Linked DNA regions of Homo sapiens: region 2 is linked to region 1. A link is a contact called in ENCODE Hi-C data. All regions are on one chromosome and are shown on one strand. Each heading gives the region's core, a stretch centred on a gene start or an enhancer-like site at or near the end of the contact. The rest is flanking DNA. Distances are from core to core; before and after follow the strand shown. Region 1 holds the start of GAR1-DT (GAR1 divergent transcript). Region 2 overlaps COL25A1 (collagen type XXV alpha 1 chain).

The links. Hi-C counts contacts between places; a loop is a spot of excess contacts on that map. Pooled maps may share reads with other maps.
Region 2: a loop to region 1 is called in a map of chondrocyte, with 2.1 times the contacts of the local background. The contact joins the enhancer-like site here to the promoter of GAR1-DT in region 1. A Hi-C loop is called at or near these places in 2 of 168 maps with a recorded cell type or tissue (IMR-90 and chondrocyte) and 7 of 50 pooled maps.

The regions. Positions count from the first base shown.
Region 1 is chr4:109,812,915-109,818,150 of GRCh38, reverse strand. GAR1-DT (GAR1 divergent transcript) reads left to right here and starts at 2,769. Exons shown (of 2, transcript NR_186620.1): 1 at 2,769-3,320; 2 at 4,551-5,232. GAR1 (GAR1 ribonucleoprotein) reads right to left here and starts at 2,389. Exons shown (of 7, transcript NM_018983.4): 1 at 2,347-2,389; 2 at 1,773-1,998; 3 at 61-215. The coding sequence starts at 1,986. RefSeq lists enhancers at 1,644-1,713, 1,884-1,933, 2,284-2,333, 2,344-2,743, 2,914-3,013.
Region 2 is chr4:108,828,547-108,833,782 of GRCh38, reverse strand. COL25A1 (collagen type XXV alpha 1 chain) reads left to right here. Exons shown (of 38, transcript NM_198721.4): 32 at 1,350-1,403. Among named protein-coding and RNA genes, the nearest start is that of ETNPPL, 68 kb to the right of the region's middle. Within about 2 kb of position 3,007, at least 2 of the 41 ENCODE cell types and tissues checked have a DNase peak (open chromatin) inside an H3K27ac peak, as active enhancers do.

The sequences.
Region 1 (5,236 bases), core at 1,520-4,019:
TCAGAAAAATGCAAATAGCAACCTTTGAATATTATCAGGCCTTCCAATGAAAAAGGATACAAAATCTCTGAGTTGTCCAAATATTTCATCCACTTTTCCAATTTGTTCTTTGTTTTCTAAGTAAACAGGAGCATTGAAATAAGGCACCTTATTTTCATCTGTGGTACATTTACAAACTATGTCATCTTCACAGGGATGCAGGAACTCTCCTAATACTGAAACAGGACAAGAAAATGTTAAAACATAGAACTATTTCAAACGATACTGACCAACTGCTTCTGGAAGCTTTCTTTTTGGCTACCTGGGACTTCACCATAACTGCTCTCCTCTGAGGCAGAAGACCACAGTCTTAGGACTTCCTGGGCTGGTATACCAACTCCACAACACACTAGCTATTTGACCTAGGAGAAGTTACCCACCCTCTCTCTAATTCAGTGTCTCATTTTTAGTATGCACTAATAACATATAATGTATAGCTATACCTAATATACAGTAATGTAAGCACTCAATGGAATAACAAATGTCAAGTGCTTAGAACAGTGCCTGGCACACTGACACCATTCAACCTGTAACAGTTATGTTATTACAACTTATTATCTGATTCAAAACTCTGCTTCATTCTCTTGGTTCTCCCTTTTCTTCAATGCCTAACAGAATCAGCCTTCATTCTTTTTTTTTTTCTCTTGCCTTAGAACTTTTCCATTCCCACTACCACCTCTTTAACAATGATTCATTGTTTTCAAGGACATCTGGAATCTCAAAATAACTACCTTTATTTCTAACTAGACTGTCACCCCAAACTAAAATACCACATTCCTGCAAAACCAAGTCTTCATTCCTATCACCCAAGCTCAAAACCTGGAACCCTTTATTATCAGCATTAGCTAAGTTCTACCGATTTTGTTTCCTTTGAAATCTCTCTCCTATCTAACCCTTCCTTTTTTTTCCTCACTGTCACCATCCTGATTCAGGCTCTCAAGGTCTCATGTATGGACTGGTACAACAGCTTGTGGGCTGGGACCTTTTATTCTAGAAACTGCTCCTTTCAAACCATCCTGCATACTCATCCAAGCCATTCTTAGTTAGACACTACTCACCCTCTCTCCTCTTTAATGTAGTAAGTTTCACTTTCTGTGACTTCCATTCCCATCTCATTGTTAATTACTCTAAAACTACCCTAAATAGGTGTTTTTCTAGATTTCCTCTCTGGCAGTTTCCCTCTCAAGCAAATTGTTTTCTCACTTATCTACTTTTGAGTAGTAACAGAAAGCATGGGCTTTGGAGTCAGAATACTTGGCTTTGTATTTCTTTCTTTTCTGTACAGACAGGGTCTCCTGCTTTATTATCCAGGCTGGTCTCTAACTCCCGGCTTCAAAAGATCCTCCCGTCTTAGCTTCCCAAAGTGTTGGGATTACAGGCGTGAGCCACCGCACCCAGCCTGTATTTCAGCTATATCACTAATTGATCACTTATCACTAACCTTATGACCCCAGCAAAAAAACTTAACTCTAAATCATAGTTTTCTCATCTGTAAAATCGGGGAATTAGGCATAAGTACTCACGATTACCTATTTAATATCTTCCTGTCAACCCTCAAGTTCCACCTCCAAGATGCATTCTAAGTATCCCTCAGCTTTCTTGATCTCCCCACTCCACCCTTACATGCTACATTCTCCACACAGGCTTGTGTATCCCAAACTTGCTGCCTAACAACACAAACCCCCAACCCACACCTACTCCTTCAAATAAGCTAAATACTGAAGACTGCATACAGACTACACGTTCTGGAGGTCCTTGGTCTTGGCCTTTGTTAAAGCCTCCGCGGCCACCCCCTCGTCCAAATCCTCCCCTGCCGCCGCCTCTGAAATTGCCGCCGCCTCCACCGCCGCCTCCACCTCGGAAGTGGTTGCTGCTGCCACCTCGGTTGAAGCCGCCACCTCCACCACCTCGATTAAAGCCTCCACGACCTCCGCCTCGAAAAGACATTCTCTCTCCTCCCTGATGAAAAAAAAACGACCTATGTCTTCTGATCACTGTAGCCTCTGAGTATACTCCAACCCCTCGGAGCTGCGGTGAGAACACCATAAAGGAGACAAAAGCAGCCCTGTCACCTCACCCACGGTCAGACAGCCAGTGACCACCAACCTGATGGGTGAAGAGTTTACTTCTCCATGGTCTCGTGAGCGCCGACCGACCACACACCACCCTTGCCGCCCCATGATTAGTATCTCCTCCCCCTACAGACAGCAAGGTCTTCGCACCGCATCCCCTTCCTTCCTCCCTCCCTCCGGCAGTTGGGTTCCACGTCCAGCATTTTCAAATCCTCCGGCTTCTACGGCCACTCACCGGCGCCACGTGCCCCTCTGGCCCTGGCCTTGCGCACACACCCACCCGCGGGGTACTTCCGCCGCGCTGGAACCTCCTCGGTTACCGTACCGCCACAGAGTTTTTTAAAGACCAGAAACTTGAATAACTGGTTTGCCAAAAAAAAAAGCCAATCACCCGCGGAACAAGCAACACTGGTTCCAAAACAGCCTTTAGCGCTGGAAAAGTGGCAATAATAGATAACCTTAACCACTAATTTACAACAGAGAGGCCAACTTGCCTGACGCTGAGCCGTGGAAGTGACGTATAACAGCGGCGTCCTTTGCAGCACGACGTCCCGGAAGTGCTGCGGCAATGTTGCTCTTGGAGATAGCTGGCGTTAGGGATCCGCCTTCTCTCCCAGAGGCGGGGCAGGTTTCTGTTTGGTTGCCGCCCTAACGGCCAGAACTAAAGCACCTTGCAAGGAATGAAGTTGGTTCTTGAAGTCCGTGCTGACTGGCTGGGCGCATTTGCGCATTTGCTTCTCTGGCTGCAAAATGGCCCGCAACAGCACTCACTAATTTGTTGCTAACTTCAGGAACTGTGCGGACAGGTCTCTGAGGCTTCTGAGCCGCGCTATGTCCAGTAGATCTGGGCGCCTCAGAACCTGTCACAGCCGACGGAAGCGTTTATCTGAGTTTCTTGTTTCTTCCCAACCTTTTGATTTTCGCACCATTACGCGCTCAACTATGCCTCTTCTTTTGTCCTATGGTCTCAACTAATTAAAGGAAGAAAAGCAATGCATGTGTGTGTGTAATTTTAAAGAAACTATGCTGTCTTATAGAAAACCAAACCATCATTTTTATCTTTTGTACCAGGTATTCAAGTATGTTTTGAGCACCGACGGGCTGTGAACTGGACTGTGCTGAAAGCTCCTCTCCCTCTTCTCTCTTTAAGCCCTTTATATTTGACATCAGCTTCCCCCACATTCTCCAAAGCTTCTCTCACAAATAAAGGTAATGACTTCCCATTTATTAAATTTGGTTGGAGTCTTTTACACCCAAACCCTCTGAGACCTTACCTTGATATTTGATCTCGTGTTTAGAAGAGGGTGGAACTTGGTACCTATCTAATTCAGAGGGTTATTGTAAATGGGATTTTAAAATACCTTTGTAGGCGGGGCGTGGTGGCTCACGCCTGTAATCCCAGCACTTTGGGAGGCCAAGGCAGATGGATCACTTGAGATCAGGAGTTCGAGACCAGCCTGGCCAATACGGTGAAACCCCTTCTCTACTAAAAATACAAAAATCAGCCGGGCATGGTGGCACACGCCTGTAATCGCAGCTACTCGGGAGGCTGAGGCAGGAGAATCGCTTGAACCCGGGAGGCGGAGGTTGCCGTGAGCCGAGATCACGCCACTGCACTCCAGCCTGGACGACAGAGCAAGGCTTGGTCTCAAAACAAACAAAAAACAAAATAAGTGAGAGAGGAAACTTTACTTGTTCTTTTTCTTTTAGTTTAGTAAATGCTGCAATTTGATTTTAACGAATGTTGGTCTTTTTATGGGCCTATATAAGTGTATTATTTTTGAAACAAAAAATGAAAATTACCTATTTAGTATGAAACCTTTGCTTATCTTTTGCTGTGTATTTGCTCAATTCTGAATTGAACTTGAGATTGTCACACACAGATTGCATTTTCAACTGAAATGAGATGATTTTTGTCTTTACTCTTAAAACTTAGTGAGAAAAAGCTTGCTTGAACAAGAAGTTTTAAAGTATGTCAAAATGTTTATTACTTTCTTAAAAATGTCAAGCTGCTCTTCTTTCTCAGAAATCCAAAACTTGTAGAAGCACAGATCAGGCCAGGTGCTGTGGCTGACGCCTGTAATCCCAGCATTTTGGGAGGCTGAGGCAGGCAGATCACCTGTGGTCAGGAGTTCAAGACCAGCCTGGCCAACATGGTGAAACCCTGTCTCTACTAAAAATACAAAACTTAGCCGGGCGTGGTGGCGGGCGCCTGTAATCCTAGCTATTTGGGAGGCTGAGGCAGGAGAATCGCTTGAACCCGGGAGGCGGAGATTGCAGTGAGCCAAGATTGCGCCACTGCATTCCAGCCTGGGCAACAGAGCAAGACTCCGTCTCAAAAAAAAAAAAAAAAAAAAAAAGAAGGAGAAACACAAATAAGTACATTTCATCTTATATCTACAGTCATACATTCACAAAGTTCTTCCTCTTTTCTCAAAGCCAGGTGCTCAGGCTGAGAAGATTCAAGGAAAGGGTTCCTCACGTAGTTATACAGTTGTGTTCCAGGGGAAGGAAAATATTGTTCGGTTTTGTTCTGCAATTCCCCACGGTGGTTTTCGGTAAGACTTGAGACTTCCTTATTCTAAAGTCCAAGCAGCAGTGGAAACATTTCAAGATCCCTTTTTGCAATATAACTTTTCCAAAGATTCAATATTTATTTAAACCCAAAAATCTTGTCACTCGAAGTAAAACGATTTTCTCCAGGGCCTGAAGATCCTTGTTCAACTAGTTCATGTGATGAAAATGTCTGTTAAGTAGGTGATATGGTTTGGATGTTTGTTCCCTCCAAATCTCATGCTGAAATTTGATTCCCAGTGTCGTAGATGGGACCTCGTGGGAGGTGATTGGATCATGGGGGCAGAATTCTCATGAATGGCTTAGCACCATCCCCTTGGTGATAAGTGAGTTTTCACTCAGTTCACTTGAGATGTGGTTGTTTTAAGAGTCTGTGACCTCTTCTATTTCTCTCTTGCTCCCACTCTTGCCATGTGACATGCTGGCTCCCCATCACCTTCCGCCATGATTGTAAGCTTCTAGAGACCTCACCAGAAACTGATGCCAGCACCATGCTTCCTGTAAAGCCTCCAGAACCATAAGCCAATTAAACCTCTTTCTTTATAAATTAC
Region 2 (5,236 bases), core at 1,758-4,257, 980 kb after region 1:
TTCTGAAGGTGAACTTTGAATTCAGGCAGTAAGAAAAATATCAGTTAAGCTGATGAGAATTCAGCAACATTAGAATGAATTTAAAACTCTGAATTCTTTCTTATCACAAAGCTCTCACAGAATAAACCAGAATAGTAGAACAGAAATGGGAATACTAAAGAAAAATCATGCTGGAATAGTTCCTACATTTGCAAATATTATAATCAATTTTTTATGAATCTAAGCATAGTCATACTGGAAATGAGCAAGTATACTTGAAGTCCTGGCTACAGTTTTAAGAATCTAAAAGAAATTCCCATCTTTTCAATTCTAAAAACTTGTTTCAGGCAATCATTATTTTCACTGGACCTCAGCGTTCTTACATTCATTCAAATATCACCTCTTCTACTGCAGAAATCCTAATCCTGAACTAACCAGGGGGACAAAGGGGAATTATACCTTTAAGTCATCTTGGCTGCCTGGTTTGTGAGTTGTAAGCCTAGTGACTGGCCACTGCCGCAGAATCTGTAAGAATGATTCCTTTCCTGTAAGCCCCTGCTGCCCCCAACAGAGCTGCAGGAAGTTTTTGGATTGAACAGTTACACACTGTTTTCATTTACTTAATAATTTTCTTCTACTTGTGTAACAGTTCAAGCCTCTTAAACAGCTGAAAACAAGAGTTCAGAGCACGCCCGGTTAAGGGTGGCAGTGGGTGTAGAGAAAGGGCTTGAGGAAGAGGTGACAGGAAGGAAAAACAATTACATTTTTCTTCTTAAGATTATGGGGCAAAGTGAAGATGCTTTATTTATTTATTTATTTATTTATTTATTATTTTTTGAGACGGAGTCTCGCTCTGTTGCCCAGGCTGGAGTGCAGTGGCACGATCTTGGCTCACTACAGTCTCAGCCTCCCGAGTAGGGGAATGCAGGCACCCGTCACCATGCCCAGCTAATTTTTGTGTTTTTAATAGAGACGGGGTTTCACCATGTTGGCCAGGCTGGCTGGCTTCAATCTCCTGACCTCAGGTGATCCACCCACCTCAGCCTCCCAAAGTGCTGGGATTACAGGCTTGAGCCACCGCACCCAGCCAGTGATGCTTTATTTAGTCAGAGGAAAAAGATATAATTAAATATGATATGCAGCTTTTCGTGTGTGCCTTTCATTGAAACATGCAGTTATATACTTCATCCTTTTTGCATGAGTTTCTTGAAAACCGCTGGCCTGAAATAATCAAGCATAAAGCACTTTGAAAGGAGATGAGTTGTCTTACTGATATTCTTAGGCACCATTCACCTAGGAAAAATCCAGGATAAATTATAACTGCTATTCTTGCAGCCCTTGTGATATATCTCATATTATCTTTTTTTTAGGGTACAGATGGTCCTATGGGACCCCATGGCCCTGCAGGTCCCAAAGGAGAAAGAGTAAGTTGTTGCTGAGGTTATTAAGCTTGTACTAAAGAAAACACAGAGCATGGCTTTTCCATATTAATTTAACTGTTCATTTTTCAGAAGAAATAAAGGGCTATCTAATATTAAATAAAAAGAGATACCATCCTAAGTTCTATTCAGAGTCCTAATATTGAGAGAAGAAAACCACAGAGCATAAAATAGAACACGGCTGCCTTAATAAAAACAATACATACATTTACATAGCTAAAATAAATAGCTCAGATGATTCTTCCTTCACCCATAAGGAAGATATTTTCATTTGGCCTTTATCCAGAAAGTCGAAGTCAATGGAGCTAAAATTTCCGGAGTATGTATTCTGGTTGATAATCTTTTATATAAAGCTACTGTACTCATTCAGAGCAGGTTATAACTTTTTTCCAAAGGAAATAATGAAACCTAAGTATTCTTTTCTGCACAGTTACAAATGCTCCCCCTTTTTTAAAGCTAAAGGATAGGCTGTTTTTCTTTAACCATAAGGAAATAATTTCAGTGCATTATAAAATGAAAACCTTTCACTAACCTCTCTATTGCTAGGCCATGTTTCCATATCTTTTGGGGGAAAAAAGACATTCAGAATGGAAGATAAATGGTCATCTGTCTGGAACTTTCTTCTCTCTTCTCCCTCTCATGCATGCGCTCTCTCTCTCTCTCTCTCTCTCTCTCTCCCCCTCTCTCTCTTTCTGTTTTTCTCCCACTATTTCTTTTCCTCACCTTGGAAATCTTAGAATTATTTTTGTGTGTCTGAGTGGAATTATGTCATCAATTTCCCTACCATCCAGGAGAGGATATAAAGAAAGTATTTTAATAGTGAAGTCTTCAAAATGTCGGAATGATTCACTGTGCAAGTTTGTGGTCTTTTAAAAACTAGATAGATTTTCATCAGTCTGAGATAATTTGCTTTAAAAAAAGAGGGCCAGTAGTCATTTCTTTAACATACCTTCCAATTCCATAATTCTGTGTTCTGTAGAGTGATCTCATTCATTCAGGAAATATTTACCAAATGCTACTATGTGCAAAGCATGGTATTACTAGTGTGAAATGGAAACTCTCCTCCCACTTAGGTAAAGCCTATTTTGCTAATTTGCTTCAGTACATTGAATAATACCATTATAATTGATTAATTATCTCTTGGTCTTTTATTAATATTTTTATTAATATTTATTAATATATACTGAATGCTGCAAAAAAAACAGCTATTCTTCCTGACCTAGAAGAGTTTACAATCTAATTGCAGAGAAAAAAAAATGCATGAAGGAAATAACCAGAGAATGAGGCCAAAATAATACAAATAGTACAAGCTGTACAGTGATGAAGATTGGCTTTATCCAAGAATGCTTGTAGAAAGAGATGAGTTCTAAGGGAACATGTAATCTGAATGTGCAATTGTCATATTTCTAAGATCAAACCAATGACTTCTGAAGATCATCTTAATTAAAAATATTTAAAAGCTAAAAGCCTCAACGCTGCTGATGCAGATTGGCTTTCAAGCATTGTATGAAGAAACCCAGCCCATGTACTAAAAATGGAGCAGCAAATCTCAGGCAGTGTTTTGGCAGAATGCCCTGGGGCTCAAGAGGGTTTACCGTGTGGTAAATCAGCTGCTACTTCCGATAGCTCCACAATGTCACAAGAGTATCAGGTCTCAGTGCTGGAGCAGAATTAACCAGAAGAGCAAATGAAATTGCTAAGAATTTTGAAGGCATAGTTTCAGTCAAATGGTGTGCAGCGTAAAGTGTTACTCTTGTATTTACTCAGCATGTTAACTATCTTAACTGGATCATATATCAGTACTCTCCAAGTGCCCCTCACTGGAAGTGCTAAACTGGAGTGTGATTCTCAGAGTTAATTGATAGAGGCGCCATCTGGACTCTCCTGAAAAAGTTTCAAATTTTAAAGAAGTCAGAATCGGCAAAGGGAGGTGTTCTAGGATAATGCCTCAGTGTTGATGTGCAAATTAAAGAACCCGAATGAAATTAGAACAACCTAAAAGAAACCACACATTTGACAGCCAATGTTATTCAAACATTTTCAAGTGTATGATTGACAGCATCAATATTCCACTCTGCAAGCATCTGATCCTCCCTACCTTAGCTGATTTCTTCATTTGGCTTTGGAACTCTATAAATGTGTTAAGCTTGAGAGGTTGAAAAATACTTTTGGAATTGCTTAATCCAGGAAAAGGAGTTGTACATTCAAATCCCCGTGTTAATATTTCATTCCTAAAAGTTTTCAAGCTCGAATCATTAGAATGCTTTTTGGCTCTAAGTGACAAATTCAAAATGGCTTACACAATAAAGAAATACATTATTTTATATAAGAAAATATTCAAAGGAGGACTCTAGGTTTTGCTTGGGAGCCCTTTTCCACATGTTGGCATTGTCTTCTGACCACGGACAAGCTGGGCACAGTGGTCCAAGCATCCTCTCTGGTGAGACACTGGCAGAGAACAGAGAGACTACCTCATGTCTCTTCCTGAGCAGAGAGGAACCTTCCCCAGAGCTTCCCGGCTGATGCCCCTGACACCTCATTTGCCAGAACTGGGTCAGCTGTCCATTTCTGAGGCAGTCACTGGCAAGAGAAATGGAATTGTCGTTAATAGCTTAAGTAATTTTTGGGGGTGGGCTGTTCTAGAAGAGTAGTTTCACAGACAGCTGTTTTAGTGACAGCTTTATTCAAATAAGCCATAGTATATTTGTTTTAAGAATAAGACAAAGCCAAGATTCTCAAGTGAGAAGGGAATGGTTATATCAAAATAATCTATGGAGATTTTTCCAATTAGACCCACCCTAATCTGTGGAGTTATTTCAGTTATTTCAAACTAGACATAGTCCAGTTTATGTGGCTCCTCCCTTAAAACTCTCACCTCCCACTACACGTGCGTGTGTGGGCGCACACACACACACACAGATAGATAGATGATAGATAGATAGATAGATAGATAGATAGATAGATAGATAGATAGATACACACTTACACATACACACCTTACTAGTTATTTTGTTTGGTTGTTTTTTTAGAGATAGGGTCTCACCTTGTTCCCCAGGCTGGTCTCAAACTCCTGGCCTCAAATGATCCTCCTGCCTTGAACTCCTAAAGTGCAAGGCATAAGCCACTGCGCCCGTCCTTTGCTCCATTCTTAAAGGGACTGTTTTTGATATTTCACTATTAAGAAATATGCTGTAGATATTTTTTATAGATGTCTCTTAACAAATTAAGGAAATTCCCTTCTTAAAAAAATGTTTAATGTTTCATTTAAAATCTGGCCACTGTGCTGAGTGCAATTGCTTCTGCTTTGGTAATAACCGTAAAGTAATAATGAATAAAAGTTCAAACTTTTATCGTATTTATTTTCAGTAATCTCACCCATACCATATTGCCTCTAGGTGACAGTGTTAATTAGTTCCACTGACCCCTCAAATTTAGATAAAGAAAATGCTATCAGGGACCTGAAATTTGCTCACACGGGAATCTGGAGAAACACAGGCATATCAGGTGGCTCTGCAGGCACTGTTATCAGCTGAACCTGGCGTTTTGCCAAGAAAAAAGATTTGCTAACCTTTAAACTCCTTCAGGGGTATGATAAAAGGAGATAAGATTTTCTGTTTGGCTACTCATATAAAATCACCATTACTCCTGAAGTTTTCCTACTAAATACTGACAAACACTTCAATTTGGAGATGGCAGCAGCAGAAAACACCATTTGAAATACAGAACATCTCTTTCTTTATCATCACAATTATTCTATTCACAAGATTACCTCCAATAACACTTATTCTTTATAAGTGTTCAAGAATATCGTGTAAGAT